2 separate regions of the Mus musculus genome follow, and region 2 is linked to region 1. Evidence: chromatin loops called from intact Hi-C (ENCODE). Cell type or tissue: gastrocnemius. All regions are shown on one strand.

What was found. A loop is a pair of places that touch in the nucleus more often than their neighbours do. Peaks named below come from ENCODE experiments on the same cell type or tissue, not always from the same donor. Only the 100,000 strongest peaks of a DNase experiment are listed, where the experiment ranks them.
Region 2: a loop joins it to region 1, with 4 times the contacts of the local background. A loop is called at or near these places in 10 of 42 quality-filtered maps.

The regions. Positions count from the first base shown.
Region 1 is chr2:158,200,950-158,208,949 of GRCm38, forward strand. It overlaps D630003M21Rik (RIKEN cDNA D630003M21 gene), which reads right to left. Exons shown (of 14, transcript NM_177657.5): 8 at 7,464-7,580; 9 at 4,752-4,850; 10 at 3,711-3,859; 11 at 2,124-2,262; 12 at 12-134. Among named protein-coding and RNA genes, the nearest start is that of 1700060C20Rik, 13 kb to the left of the region's middle. In gastrocnemius, a CTCF peak has its summit at 7,042; DNase peaks (open chromatin) are centred at 3,367 and 7,023; H3K4me3 peaks cover 215 bases.
Region 2 is chr2:158,144,868-158,152,867 of GRCm38, forward strand. Tgm2 (transglutaminase 2, C polypeptide) reads right to left here and starts at 1,525. Exons shown (of 13, transcript NM_009373.3): 1 at 1,424-1,525. The coding sequence starts at 1,433. In gastrocnemius, a CTCF peak has its summit at 6,432 (motif pointing left); DNase peaks (open chromatin) are centred at 128 and 1,592; H3K4me3 peaks cover 1,705 bases; H3K27ac peaks cover 1,664 bases.

The DNA of each region.
Region 1 (8,000 bases):
TTAGAACATACCGCAACCTGCAGGAAGAAATCCTCAAACTCTGCGTGGACTTTCTCTACTGTCTCTGCACATACATGCACAGGAGCGAGAGCCTGCAGACTCTGGCTGCCTTCTCCCGCCATCCAGTCACTGACCTGGGCAGAAGACAATGGTTAAAGTGTGATGTGGGGTAAGGAGCTGCATCAGGCTACCTGCTTACTTTATTGTGTGTAGATACATGTATGTGTGTGTGTGTATGTATGTGTGTGTGTGTGTGTATGTGTGTGTATGTGTATATGTGTATGTGTATATGTGTGTATATATGTGTGTATGTTTATGTATGTGTGTATATGTGTGTGCATGTGTGTGTGTGTTTATGTATGTGTGTATGTGTGTATATGTGTGTGCATGTGTGTGTATGTGTGCATATGTATATGTGTATGTGTGTGTATATATATGTATGTGTATGTATGTGTGTATGTATGTGTATATGTGTGTGTGTCATATGTGTGTATATGTGTGGATGTGTGTGTGGATGTGTATGTGTGTATGTGTGCGTGTGTGGGTATGCATATGTGGGTACACTTGTATATGGAGGTTAGATGTCAACCTAGGTTGCTCCCTTAGGAGCTGCCCACCATTTATTTATTTATTTATTTATTTATTCATTCATTCATTCATTCATTCATTCATTCATGCATTCATTTATTTATTTCTGATACAGGGTCCCTCACTGGGCTCTGGGGTTCACCAATTAGGCTAGGCCTGGCTGGCCGGTGAACCCCGAGGGTCTCGGCCTCTGCTGCCTCGGTACTGAGGTTACGAACACACAGCCGTACACCCAGTGTTTTATGTAGCTTCTGTGGATCAAACTCAGGTCCATGTACCTGTGGTAAAGCACTTCACTGACTGAGCCTTCTCCCTGACCCTTGACCTCTTGAGGGGCCATAGTCTTCTTGTCCTCAGCCAGTCATGGGCCCGGATGGAAATCCCAGTAATGACCTGGCTCAGCTCAACGCAGAGGGGCTATGGTTCTGAGTGCCCTGTCCCTGGGAGACCCTCTGTCTGTATGGTTGTGGAAGGAAGCCAAGATGGTGTGAGGTCAATAAGAAGGTAAAACTTGAGTCAGTCTGACCACTTACAGTCACCTGATCATAAAAGGTTGGTCTCTGGGGATGAGTTCTCTGTCTTAGGGGTATGTAACTGGGTCTGGAGAAACCCCTGCCAGTGGCAGAGAGTCTCCCAAGAACTCACTGACGCCCCTGGCTTCAGTTTATGGGTGGTAATGGATAGGCATGAACAGTCACTGAGGGACAGATGATAAAAAGGTCCTCTGACCCTGTGATGGTTATGATGTGTGTGTGAACATGACAGAGTATAGAATCAGCTAGGAGACTAGCCCCTCGCGCTTATCTTGATTTTGGTGATTGCAATGGGAGACACGCCCACTGTGGGTGGCGCCATTCCTGGCTGGGCTCCTGGGTGTATATTCCCAATTATGGATGTGATATGACCAGCCGTTTCAAGGTCCTTGTCTTCCCCACCATGAAGCACCCTTGAACTGTGAGCCAGAATAAACTCCCCCTGGTTGCTTTTGCCAGAGTATTTCCTCATAGTGACAGGAAAAGAAAATGAGGTATTCTTGCTCTGGGGGCACTGACAAGCTCCTACAAACTTACAAAATTCAAGGCTAGAAATGAGAGTGCAGAGGCTTGAGCAGTCAGGTGACCTGGGGCTGCCCAGCCAGGAGGACCTGGCCCAAGGCAGAGAGAGCTGTGTGGATTTTAGGTAACCCCCAAGTGAAGGGTTACCAACAGCTCCAGGCTCAGACTTCAGATGTGCAACCACAGTGGGCAGCATATGCCAGCCCTGGATTCCCCATGTGTGGTGGGGAATCCCCAAAGCTCCTTTGTCACTGATAAGAGACCATGCTGGAAGACAAGGATATTCACAAGTACACTAGTCTGGGGCACACACACAGCCAGTGCTCAATAAATGCAGCCCCTGTGACTGTATCTTAATCACTGTTTGAATGCATGTTTTCTGCCTTGCCCCAAACACCAAGGCCTGCCAGCTTGATATGTTAACTGCAGAACATAGTGAGCCCTGTAAAAATGCCATGTCCCCTGTAGCCTCCCCTTCACCTGGTGGATGGCAGTCTCCAGGTGGCCCAGGCGGACGCGGAGCTCCAGCCTTCGGAGGAGTTGATTGGACGCAGTGACCAAGTCATGAAGCTGACCATCCACAAGGTTGTACAGGGCAGCAGCCTCGGTCAGATGGCTCCTGGGACGGGGCAAGAGGGTGAAAAAGATGTTCTTCTCTGTGCTCTCATCAGGCAAGTGCCTGCCCTCCTAATCTGTGGCCACAGCTGGGCTGCCAGCCACTGACTTACTGTGTGACCTAGAGCAGGTCCCTAGCCTTCTCTGGGCCTCAGTGGCAAACCTGAGGGTGCCACAGGAACTGAAATGATTCTTCTCCTTTTTGGTGGAGTATTAAGCCAGCTGGGTAGATCCGAGTCTGAACCCCAACTCTGCTAACTGCTAGCGTGGGTCCTTGTGCAACATCACCACTTCGGGGGTCTCTGGCTCCACAGGTGGATTTCTGAGTTCGAGGCCAGCCTGGTCTACAGAGTGAGTTCCAGGACAGTCAGAGCTATACAGAGAAACCCTGTCTCGAACCCCCCCCCCAAAAAAAAGTGGGGATAGTAACAGAACTCACTTCCTGGAGTGGCTGTGAGCAGCGAGTGATCTGAGCAGGGGCTTCCAGAAGCTCAGAGCTCACATTCCACTCCAGGCCGGCATCAGGCCCTGACCGTGAAACTTTCTAGTACTGCTTCCGGGGTTCTGGCCAGCCAGGGGACCTTGGACCTTCCCTATGTCATGAGAAACATTCAGTGGAGTGTCAGGCCCAGGAGGCTGGGTGGCATTCACCCATTTGCAACATGCTATCTTCCTGACCTCCATTCTGCAGGGAACAGGTGCAGAGAGGGTAGCAACTGTAACCAGTGATGGTCTTTTGTCTCGGATAGAGACTCAGGGTCAAAGGCTGGTTTCAAATTCCTATGTAGCCAAGAATGGCATTGAACCTGGGGTCCACCTGCCCTGCTAGGCATTTTTAAATTGGCCAAAGCCAGAGGATCTAAAGCCAGGGGACTTCTCCCATGGAGGTGCTTGGTGAAGGGAGAAACCTGGAGTCTCCCATCCCTTCCTGGGAGCCGGTTTTCAAACAAAGATGATGGAAGGAAAGGTGCCTTTTCAAGGGACCCCAGTCACGGATCCGACATTCATCAGAAAAAAAGTCCAAAACTCCTGAAGGAATGGGGAGCCACAAGGGCTGCAGGGATGAGCACAGAACAGCAAAGTGCTGCGGTGAGCATGGGCCCACAGCGCCCCCTGGTGGAACTCCAGGTCAAAGGTCTGGAGGGACCTCAGGTAGTCAAGATGGGCTGGGTGAAGCAGGTGAGGCAGTGACATGGTGGATAACAACAAGGCATTGTGAGGGGCAGGAGATGGAAAAGGGAGAGATCCGTGTGTGGAGGGGGGAGACAAGAGCGGAAGTCCTTCAATGCCTGTCTCTGGCTAAAGATGAAGGAGGGGCTGGTGAGGTTATCCCCAAGGTTCAGAGGGTAAGAAGGTGGCTTCCCTAGCCTCACCCTACGCATTCTCTTCACAGGGCGGCCCCACTCCTGAACTGTAACTGGGAATGAAGGAGGGGAGACCGGGTGTCTATACCTGACATCGGGGTTAGCATTTAGCCCGCTGGCCTCTTGCTGCAAGCTGGCCAGAGTAGTTCCACCTTCCCTCTGGAGAGCCAGCAGGCCCGGGTCCCTCAGCACCGTCTCCATCAGCTCCTTGGACTTGCTCAGGCACCTGGTAGCCTCCTGCCAACAGAGGGAGGTGTCCTGAGGCGCAATCTCCTCTCACCACCTTCCAGGGATCCCCACAGGGAGAGAGCCTGACTTTCCCAGCTGAGTCCAAGCATCTCCATCTGTCCTTCAATCTCTAACACATCTGAAGCTACGGCCCTCCTATCACCATGGTAACCTCACTGGTCCTAGCTCCCTCTTCTCTCTGGAACACCCATCCCAGACTCTTGGTTGAGCTCTCTGATGCTCTCTGGTTTTCCCTGTAGCCAAAACGTTTGTTTTAAACAAACAAACAAACAAACAAACAAAACAAACAAAAAAACAAAGGGTATACCCCATGATCCCCTTCTTCAAACTCCCCTGGGCTCCGCAGCCCAGCTCCTGGGCCCATCTCTCAGAGATGTGGTTCTTAGCCTCCCCCTAACTCTGCTCCACAGACATGCAGCTACTCTGCCTCAGGGTTGTTGCACATGCTTGCTCTCTGCCTGGAGGCCACTCACCCGCCTCGCTCTTCTCACTCAATCTTACGTTTACAGCATCTGGCACAGCTGGTACTGTCTTCCTTCCCTCCCCCACCCCATTCTTTCCTTTTTCAGCATAGGGTCTCATGTATACTAGGCAATTATTCTCACCACTGATCTATATCCCCAATCCCTCATAACTACGTTTTAAACGGCCACTCTGCCACTGCACCCTGACCCTCACCAGGGCACAGACAGGCAAGCCAGTTCCTCAGGCTGGGTCCCCAGAGCAGGGTGCATGGTGGATGCCCAAGAACTATTGGCTAAAAACTAATGAGTGAAAAGCAGAGTGCCCCTCGCCAAGTGTCCCTTTCCCCTCATGCGCTCTTGGTACTTAAAAGCCTGAGGTATGCTGGTAGCTTCCTCACCCTGCATTCCAGGTTTACCTGCACCCCACCAGGGGGTTCACCCTTCTCAAACTCTTGGATGGAAGCCTGCAGCAGGGAGGAGGCCTGGCGAAGGTCAGTGAGGAATGGGTCCAGTTTCTGCAGGGACAGGAACCAGAGCGGAGCTCAGCCTGAGGGAACCGAGAGGAGAGGCCTTTCCCTAGGGGACTCCGGAAGGGACCAGGCTTACACTACATCAGAACCATCAGGAGAGCTGGTGAAAGTGCCTCTCCACCATGCCCCAGTCTTCCTCTCACCTCTACCCTACCCCTCGCCCCATAGATGTGCCAATGCTCTGGGGCAGTCTGAGAACATCTACCAAGTCTCCAAGCCACAGTGCCACTACTGCAAGTCACTGTGGTCTGCAGTGGGGGAACAGGAGCCAGAGGAGAAAGAGGGAAGGCCTGAGCTGTTCACAGACCCTGGGGGTCCTTGCAGAAGGGGTAGGATGGAGGTGTGAGGGTGGGCTAGAGAAACACCTTGGCCCAGTTGAGCCATTGGCTAGCTGTGAGATCGCATGCAACCTCTCTGGGCTTCCCTGTACTTCTGGGAGGTGAGAAATACAGTACATATTTTACAGCAGGATGAAGGGTTGATGGACTAATTTGTGACAGAATTGAGTACAGAGCCCAGAGCTTGCCAGAATCATGATCACCATCAGTTTTACACTCTGGATCACCCAGTGAGATTCCCCTTAAAGGGACAGCCTGAAAGTTGAAGTTCAAAGGTCATGGGGTTAATGGGAGGCCTCTGGAGAGGGAACCTGGAGCCCGGGAGCAGGACATGCCACTGAAAAAACGAGTAGACGCTGCTCCCCTCTCCCTGTTCAGGCGGGTGATTCCAGGACACCGAGGCCAGGATGCCCAAAACCCTGTGCTAAGTGTCCTGTAGAACCTTGCACATTTCCTGGGGACTACAAATTGGCTGGCAATGACTCAGGTACCTGATGCCAGTAGAAGCCTGCAGAGGGTCCCAGGCATCAATGCCTCCCTCCCCTACCTCCATATTTTGTTTCTTTCTTTCTTTAGTTTTTATTGGGAGAGGGGTATGCACACCATTCTTCCTCTCTCTGTCTCTGTCTTTCTCTCTCTCTCTCGTGTGTGTGTGTGTGTGTGTGTGTATGTGTGGTGTGTGTGTGTTTGCATGCATGTGTGTGCGTATGTGTGTGTGTGAGAGAGAGTGTGGTGTGTGTGTGTGTGCATGCATGTGTGTGCGTATGTGTGTGTGTGAGAGAGAGTATGGTGTGTGTGGTATATGTGTGTGTGTGTGTGCATGCATGTGTGTGTATGTGTGTGTGTGTGAGAGAGATTGTGGTGTGTGTGTATGTGGTGTATGTAGTGTGTGTATGTGGTGTATGTGGTGTGTATGTGGTGTGTGTGTATGTGGTGTATGTGGTGTGTGTGTATGTGGTGTATGTGGGGCGTGTGTGTGTGTGCGTGTGTGATTCAGGTGATGTGTCATGGAGCTGGTTCTCTCCTTCCGCCTTTGCATGGGTACCACGGATGGAACTCGGGTCACCAGGCTTACATGACAAGGGCTTTTACCCGCTGGGCCAGCTCACTGGTTGCTTTCTCTGAGTTTGTTTAGTTTCTTGCAACAGGGTCTCATGTAGCCAAGGATGACATTAAACTCTGTCTCAGGTGCAGGGATGGACAGCTAAATACTCTCATCCTGATTATCCACAGTTACACTGCACTCAGCAGGACATGAGGATACAGGCCTGTTACCCCAATACTTGGGACTCAGGAGGGAGGAGGCTCTTGAGTTTAAGGCAAATTGGACCACAAAGTCAAGAATATATGGCCACATGGTCTGAGTTATGTATCTAGACCCTGCCTCAGACAAACAGGGCTGGGCCTGGAAGCTCAGAGCACACCACTCCCCCCGCTCACTTGGGGCCTCTTGTTCACATCCCAGGGCCACTGACAAGAAAAAGCAAACCAAACAATTCAAACAAGATCGCCTACAAGAAGAACAGATCATCAGCCACCTGTCAGACTGCCTGAGGAGACAGGGGTTCTCCGAGGACGGGTGACTTTGCCCCCAACCCTGGCTGGAAGCAGTTATAACTTGGGAGAGGCAGGAGGCTGTTGGCCATACCACAGTGCAGAAGGGAACCGCAGACCCTGGCTGAGAGGTCCAGTGGGTGGAGGGGCCCTGCGTGGGCCTTCAAGATAGAGTATTCCATGGCTGCTGCCTCGCTCTGGTGGCCTCCGGAGTTAAACTGGGCACCAAACCTGTGGGTGCAGGGCAAGGAGCCAGGAGCAGTTTCCTTCCCTGCCCTGTAGGCGGCAGTGCATACTAACCCACAGCGTCTGCGCTCATCAATCCGCTTTCAGCTGACAACAGCTGAAACCTTCCACGTGTGCCAGATACCCTTCCAAGCTCGTCACTCACATTAATTCAGCACTCATAAAAAAATCCCATGGAAAGGCGACCTCATTACCCTCCCCATTCCTCACTTTGCTAACGAGGAAGGCACGGCCCAGAGAAGGTGGGGAAACTCACAGAGCAGAGCTGGACTGGATCCTAGCAAGCTGGCCTCAAGAGCCTAATGCCTTACTGGGGCTACACCGAACCTTCATTGTAAATGTTTGTTGAATGACTATCTGTCCTTGAACCCTGTTTTTGACAGGGTTGAGGGACCCATGGGGCAGGGCGGGGAAAGGGAGAGGAGAAAGGTTGGAAATTGAAGACTCTGAGGGTAGACACCTGGAAGAACTGCACCCACTCGCTGTGGTGGTAGGGAAAGGGGCCCTCCAGAGCCTCCGGCAGCTGGCTAGGGTCCACGTGGTTTCTGAGGGCCTTCAGCGACGTCAGTACCTCCACCTGCAGAGAAAAGGAGACTCAGAAGGAACAGAGGACTCTCCCCAGAGATGTAGGAGGTCTTGCTTAGATCTCTGTGCAGGCTCCACATCTCCCTCTGAGTAGGTCCAGAATGGTGTTCTGAGCAGTGAGTCTTCTCTGGAAGCTTTGATAAATCCTTTGACCCAGACCCTGTTTCTGGAATGGCACAGACAAGTCACACATACTGCTACTCCCAAGGCGCTGCTCAAGGCAGACATCATCAATCAACTGCAGCGCTCATTGATCTAGAACTCTTTCTCAGTGCTGCTGTCTCAGGGATGAAATGTACGTAGTTCTCACACTGCTCTCAAATGACCCATAACAGTGTTGTTCCCTCCTAGGGGCTGATGGTTACCAAATCCTAACAGTGTCCCCTGAGACACAGAGAAGGCATTTGCCAGG
Region 2 (8,000 bases), 56 kb before region 1:
CTTGAGAGAGTAGGCACTCTCAGAGATTTCAGACCACTGAAGGACATGTGATCCCACTGAGGCCCAGGGTGAGGACTGGCCCAAAGTCTTCCAGCCTAGTTTCCGGGCCCCCTGCTGTGCACAAGTTCCAAATTCAGGGAAACCATCCTGGAAGTACAGAAGGCTTCTACAAAAACCACCTCAAGTGAAAGGTCTGTGGCCCTTGCTACAAATCAAAAAGCAGGTGCCTGGTAATGACCGACCACACCACAGCAAAGAAGTTAACGCCACTGCCACTGAGGCTGGGCAGACCCACAAAATCCTCAACGTTGGAAGGCTCAAGCAGGAAAAAGGCCATTTTTCTAGAAGCCCTGGTGGCAACCATCCCCTGGCCTGGGGAGACAGGGTGGAGTACCCCACCCACACAGGCTGAAGGGTGCAGTAGCCAGGGTTCAGAGTCATAGAGGCCAGGGGGAACCTTGGTGGAGGAAGCCCCAGCAGAGTAATCCGGGGCTGTCTCTGAGGTCCCCCAGATTTTGGGGATAGGGATGGAAAACTGCCTTGCAGATAAGCAGCCCCTTTGGTGACACTTCACAGCCTGTTGAGGTTTCAGAAAAAGGAGTGACCGAGGCCTCTGGAATTTCCCTGTTTGCTTCAGGTCCCTCTGAACATCCCCTCTCTTGCCTCATGTCCCTTCTCTGAGGTCACAGTGCAGGCAGATGCCATCCCTGAATGGACTTGACCTTATAGTCAGCTGGGATTCTGGTCTGACCGTGTTAGGAACATCCTCCATTGTACAAGTCCTGACTCATGTGATCCCGAGTGTTTCCCATGCACACATGTGAGCACATGTGAAGGAGGCAGGCAGGGAATGAACAGGACCCTGGACCCTCTCCACTCTTCTCAGCCCTGTGGCTGTACCAAGGCTGGTCCAACTGCCCCTAACTTACAGCAGAGAACCCTGAGCTTCAACAAGTGGACAAGGAGAATCTGGGCTTGGAGAACACGAGGGCTCAAGAGGACCTGAAAGAACAGGCAGGCCTGGCTTCAGTGGCGCTCCACCAGATGCTGGAATTGAGACCACAGAATCAGCCAGGAAAGTTGTACCCCTTTCCAGGCACAGAGAAAAGCCAAGTGCCCCCTGCGCTGGCCAGCATCCCTGAGTGGCTCCCCTGCACCTGGCACACAGCAGGGACCCAGTTCTTAACTACTTATTGGGAGACCCATGACAGTAACTCACCCTTCCCAGTACACCTTCTGGGTAGCATTTTCACCTCATCCAAGGGGCAGAATTAACGGCTATGCCCTGGGGTGGGGAAAACTGAGGCCAACAATTCAGGGCCAGCAAGGTGCCTCCCATTGGCCCACCTGTCGCTCTCCTCTGGAGCTTTGGAGACAGCCCAGCCTGCTCCCGACTCTACCTCCCCGCGGCCCAGGCACTCACCCTCTGCCATGGCCAGGCTAGCGGCGACAGCTCAGACGCAGCGGGACACTCAAGCGAGGATCACCAGCGCGGTGCTGCGGACCAGCCGCGCGGCGCGAACTTATAGCCCAGGGCGGCCGGGCGGCCGGGCGGGCCCCGGGCGGGGCGGGGCGGACACCCCCGGCTGTCTGTCCGGGAACTAAGGCTGCCGGGAGCGCCCCCTGCTGGACACAGGACGACCTCGGAACAGACACCTGGAGCGTGTGACCAATACCCTAGACACAGAGATATGCTCCACAAGCCAAACCAGTGGCCAAGAACACGCACCTCTCCACACATATACATGAATATACCACACACACACACACACACACACACACACACACACACACACACACAGATACGTATGCACATACATACCACATCCATACATACACATAAACCATCTACACATGTATACTATACACACACATACTGCATGCAAACACATGAACATGCCATACACACATGCACATGGAGCAGGCACACACACACACAACCAAGCCGACAGATAACCATAGAGATCCACACATAGTCCCATAGAATCAACTAACAATTTTGGACACACAATGCTTAAAGGAACATCCCACATTAAGTCACATTGCAAACCTAGAGAGCCAGGACATAGGCATAGCCAGACACGGGGCTGGGTTTCCACGAAGCCACATATAACCCTCAAATGCGTAGGTATCTGGATGTGGGTGCTTATAGACTCTTGGCAGACAGGGGTGCAGGTACTGGCACGCGGACTCCCACAGACACCCATACCCTTCCTGTCCCACCCAGCCACTCATTCCGATAATTCCCCCACCCACCCATTGCTCGCCCATCCTCTTGCCTATCCCTGTTCCCATCCCTCTCCCTGTGCTAGCCCACTGTGAACTACAGCCAGAAGAGCCCAGGGACCACCGTACCGCTGACCCTTCCCATGGACCAACTCCATCCTGGCTTCTCTGATGACAGCTTGCTAAGCTCCCTTACCACCATGGAGCCTGAGTGGGCGACTTCTTGAAAAGGCATAGGCCTGTGAATCCCTCTAGCCCTTCTTCTGGAACACATTGCATGACTGGCCGCTTTGACCTGAGAGGATACCCCCAGACTCTATTTGAGTGTGACTCAGGGTGCCAAGACAAGCCCATACAGTCCTTGGGGACCCCGGGGTCACCCCACTTTATGGTAGTTGTTATAGAAATTGCTCCCTGTGACTGGTGAAGGACCAGAGGGAGGAGTTGGCGAGTGACCACCAGACAAGAGGCAATTCTTGATTACGCATGCTGCCCCTGACAGTTAGGGGCTCAGGGAGGTATCTCGCCTTTGGGGGCCTCCATTCCATCCTGTGAGGAATAAGGACAAGAATTCATTCCTCATGAGTTTGAATGGGGCATAGTCAAAGTGGTCAACACTAGGGACTCTTGAGCCCAGGCTGGCCTAAGAGTGTCAGCCCTGTCAGAGAAGGTAAGAGCTGTGTCCGCTGACCTTTCCCATCCTAGAAGGACGCATTCTTCCTACCCTTGTCTCCACCCAAGTGCCTCAGAGAACAGGTATGTTATGAAGTCATCCAGACCCCTGCTGTGACTACCATAGAACCCACAGCCAGCCCTCCTAGGGCTGATGTGGAGGCCTGGTCACTCTTGCTACCATCATGTCCCTTTGTTCCTATTTGTATGGTGGCAGCCCTTCCTCCTTAAAGTCCTGTCTAGGTTCCCCAACAGTGGTGTGGCTTGGGCCTCCCTTAACCATTGTATCTCCCACCCATCGTACAATGGAGGCATGCATGGGGGTCACTGTGAGAGGTCCCAGTGGGGTCAGGATTAGCAAGCTGTGATTCACTGAACAGATGGTGGGGGTGTCCCACCAGTTATTTGGGGTGCCTGTGAGAGACTCAGCATGAAACTGCAGGCTTGCTCCTCACCCCGTGGCCAACACTGCATCCTTTCTCTGTCTTTTCTACAGAACTGTAGCCAACTGAGTGGTGGCTCAGGGCCTTAAGCCACCATACTGGACTGGGTCCATTGACTTAAGTAAGGTGGCAGGCAGGGGCTAGGGCAGAACTGGATTCAGAGACTTGGTTCTCAGTCCTGTGACTTGGGTCCTTTGCCTGACTCTGACTTCAGTGTTCAGTTGAGAAGGTCTATGAGACCTTGCTGTGTCATACCTCACAGGGGCAGATAAGACTCAGAAGTGGGGGCTGGAGAAATGGCTTATTGGTTTGGGGGGCACTTGGCTGCTCTTGCAGAAGACCTGGGCTCAATTCCTGGTCCCTACATGGAAACTTACAACTCTCTGTAACTTTAAGATCTAACACCCAGGGCCCACATGGAAGGTCATAACTGTCTGTAACTCCAAGATCTCTCTCTCTCTCTCTCTCACACACACACACACACACACACACACACACACACACACACGCACACACACATGCACACACACACATGCACACACACACACGCACACACATGCACACACACACATGCACACACACACACGCACACACACACACGCACACACATGCACACACATGCACACACACACACATGCACACACACACATCCACACATGCAGCCAAAACACCAATGTACATAAAACTAAATTATTTTTTAAATTAAAAAAAAAATCTCAGAAGTGCCTTGGTGGTGGGGTGTGGAGAAGGTGGTGGAGGGTTGCAGGTCCCTGGAGAGCACTGTGTGGAACCCTTTGCCATGCTTTGCTGGGAACGGACTGTGCAGTTGTCTGAGCAGGAAGTGCATGGAGCTCACTATTGTTTATGGGAGCATCCTCAAGCTGTTAGACCTTTCTGAGCTCTGGCTCTCCTCTGCGAAATGGGCGCATCTCCAGCTGAGGGGATTAGGTATTGTTTACCCAGTGTTGGTCCCATAGTAAAGAATCAGTAAACATGACCAGGAACTTCGTGATGAAGATGTCTGGTACTCTCTCACAAAGTGGGGGTCCCAGGGGACAAGAAGCAGGTCACAATACTGACACTGTTTGCTGGGATGCTCTGAAGGGCTCCCTGTCCCCCCAAGGACTCTGTGCCTGAGCCAGAGCGCTGAATCCTATAGGCCTCAGTACTGGGTCTCATCTGAAAGGAGGCTGGTGTCACAGGAGTGTCAACGGTGAGCTTTCAGATACTCGAATTCTCCATGTATGGCCATGAACTCTGTGGAAGCCTCACGACATGAGTTTTGCTCATTTGTTGAATGATGTAAGAGAGGCAAGAGGTGAGGTGACGGCCTAACTTCACATAGTCAAGTGCATCAGATACAAGGTTTGTCTCTACCAGCCTTAGGGAAGCCCTCAGGGGCCTGTGTCAGTCTCCTCCCAGTAAGGGAAGTCCTCCGGGCTGTGGCTGATGCATCTGACCTGTGGTCTGTCACAGACTGTGGGTGTCCAAAACATCTTTGACATTACAGAAAAAAATAAAAAATAAAAATAAAATAAAAGAAGGATGAGCTAGAAAAGGCTGGAGGGAAAAATAACAAGGAAGGATAGGAAGAAGGGGAAGATTAGACTCAGAGATTGAGCAAATCTGAGGTCACACAGCATGACTGGGCTCCCAGACGTTGTCCATTCCCGTAGGGCAAAGGTCCCTGGGCCAGAGGTGACTCTGAGTTTCATGAAAGGGAGGGGAGCCAAGGGTGGGACAGAGACGGGGTACTAGGAGGCCTTTCCTTTTCTACCAATGGTGACTAACAGGGATGAGCAGGATCTGGTGTGAGGGACCCAAGGCAGTTGGGCCACTCCCCTGGGCTGAAATGGTGGGTGGAGTGGGGCCATTAGCACAGGGGACGGGTGGAAATGTCAAGGGGTAGTCCAGAAACTTCAGAGAGGATGGCATATCCAGGCTGCTGGGGAGGTGAAGGGTGTGGAATGCCATGCTCTGACTGGAAGGCCAACAGCCTCTGTCCAGAGGTCAGTGTCGAACGTCCTCTGCTTGTCCGTGCCGACCAGCGCTGGGGTTGCATCCAGGTGTGTACTGTGGTACCCAGCTTTTATGTGGATTCTGGTATTAACATTCAGGTCCTCACGCTTGCACGTCAGATATGGAACCAACTGAGATATATTTCTAGCCTTCCTGTCTTAGCTTTTCTTCTGTCCCTGTGATAAAATCCTCTGACAAGAGCAACTTGAAAGGGAAGGGTTTACTTCAGCTCACAGTTCAAGGTCATAGTCCATCATTTTGGAGGAAGTATGGGGTCAGTGATTTGAAGCAGCTGACCACGTTGCATCTACAATGAGAAAGAAGAAGAAGAAGAAAGAAGGAGAAGAAGAAAGAAGGAGAAGGAGGAGGAGCAGAAGAAGAAGAAGAAGGAGAAGGAGGAGGAGGAGGAGCAGAAGAAGAAGAAGAAGAAGGAGGAGGAGGAGGAGGAGGAGGAGGAGGAGGAGGAGGAGAAGAAGAAGAAGAAGAAGAAGAAGAAGAAGAAGAAGAAGAAGAAGAAGAAGAAGAAGAAGAAGAAGAAGAAGAGGAAGATCTATCCACTCCAGAGTTCCAACTAAGGAATGGTGCTGCCCACAGTGGTTAGATCTTCCCATATCAATAGACGATGACTTTCAAAGTAATCCCCCACAGGTATGCCCAGAGGTCCATCTCCCAGGTAATTCCAGATTCCAAATAACAATTAGCAGTAATTACCTACAAACCCTTTTAAACCTTCCATTAGCAGTGTCATAGCCCAGCAACAGGACATAGGTTCAAGTTTAGCTCTGCCAGCTACTTTCTGTTGTGATCTTGGGTGTGTCACAGAAGGCAACAGAACACTGCCAGTAGAAAAGTCTACTTAGGTGCAACTTGGATCTTGGCTTACACAGCAAAGAATTCCAGGGCCAACCAGGATGAGCCCAAGTTGGGGTTTATTAAGAAAAGGACTGGGGAGCTGGAGTGATGCCCTCAGAGAGTAAAGGAGCTTATTGCTCTTGCAAAGGTCCGGAGTTCAGTTCCCAGCACCCACAAGGCCCCTCAGCACTAGAACTCCACTTCTAGGGGTCCTAGTGCCCTCTTCTGGTCTCCACTGGTACTGCATACACCTGGCACACATACATGCAGGCAAAAACCCAAACACATAAAATAAAAATATTCTTTAAAAAAAGAGAAGCATCGCAAGGCATGATGGCACACGGCTTTAGTCTCAGCACTCAGGAGGCAGAGGGAGATGGATTTCTGTGAGTTTGAAGCCAGCCTGGTCTAAAAAATAAGTTCCAGGGCAGCTAGGTCCTAGTTCAAGAGAGGAACCCTATCTTGAAAAACAAATAAACAAACACTCAAAAGCATTTGTATGTATCTGAATATCTTAAGTACAGCTGTATGGAGAAGCTGACAGCTAACCTGAGCTACATAAAAACCTGTCTCAATTTTTTAAAAAACATTACAAATAGAGCTATAATCATGGCTGTGAGCATCAGAGAAGCACACAGACTTGCAGAAAGCAGTGTGATAAGGTTACAGTGCATCTTGGATGGTTCATTGGGTGTTTTAACAACCATGTGTGAGGTATCACCAGAAAGGGGTACCTCTAGTTTGTCTCTTATGCAGGTCACCGTCACCGCCATTAGCTTTGGATAAATATTGATTCCAGCCAGTGACAGACTGAAGTCACGTCCACATCTCTCCTCATGGCCTCAAAACTTTTCCTGTCTTTCAATTGCTCTCAACAATACTACTCCAAGCCTTAGTTTGCTCCTCTGCGAATGGGCAGCGTCAGCAAGACAGAACTCTCTCTGAGTCTAACATCACACTTGGTAGAAGGAGGTTGCTTACCAGGGGTAGGGCGGGGATACTTCAGGATTGCATGTGGGCAGGAAGAACCAGCCTCCACTGCCCAACCTGGTGCCACAGAGCTCTGGTTCTGTGAGTCCAGAGACAGAGTGGATCTTGGCCACCAAAAGCCACGGAATGGGTGGTAATGACGAGGGGTTCCTTTGGGCATGTAAAGAAGGTATTATAAAATTAGAGCGTGCTGGTGGCTGCCCAAACTTGTGAACCTGCCAAAACCACTTTAAATGGATGTCGTTTTTCTGGCGTGTGATTTGTAGCTAATGATATATATGTGATGACAGAATGTGAAGGAATAGTGTCGGCGAATTAAAAACAAAAGCAGAAAGCCAGGGCTGAGCTCGGAAGCCTTTGCAAACCCTGACCCACAGGCAGAGGAAGCCAAGCACATCTGGCCATTGGTGAGCGGCAGAGCTCACACCTGAAATGTGCAGCTCCCCTGACAGCACATGTATTCCTTTATTTGTGTACTTGTGAGGACACGCCAGTGCCACAGCCAGCGCATACACAAACACACACACACACACACACACACACACACACACACACACAGGTCAGAGGACTAGGTTCAGAGGACTGAATTCAACTCAGGATGTGAGCTTTGGGTGTAAGAGTCTTTAGTCTTTGTTGATGTCCTAAAAATGCTTTCTGGAACAGCCTACCTCCTCAGACCCTCATTTGGGAAAAAGTTTGAAACTCACTTTGCACAACACAAAATGTTATATAAAACACCAGCCACAACCCAAGCGCCCAAGAGGGCTTTGATAAACTAGCCACGCCCAAGATAATATA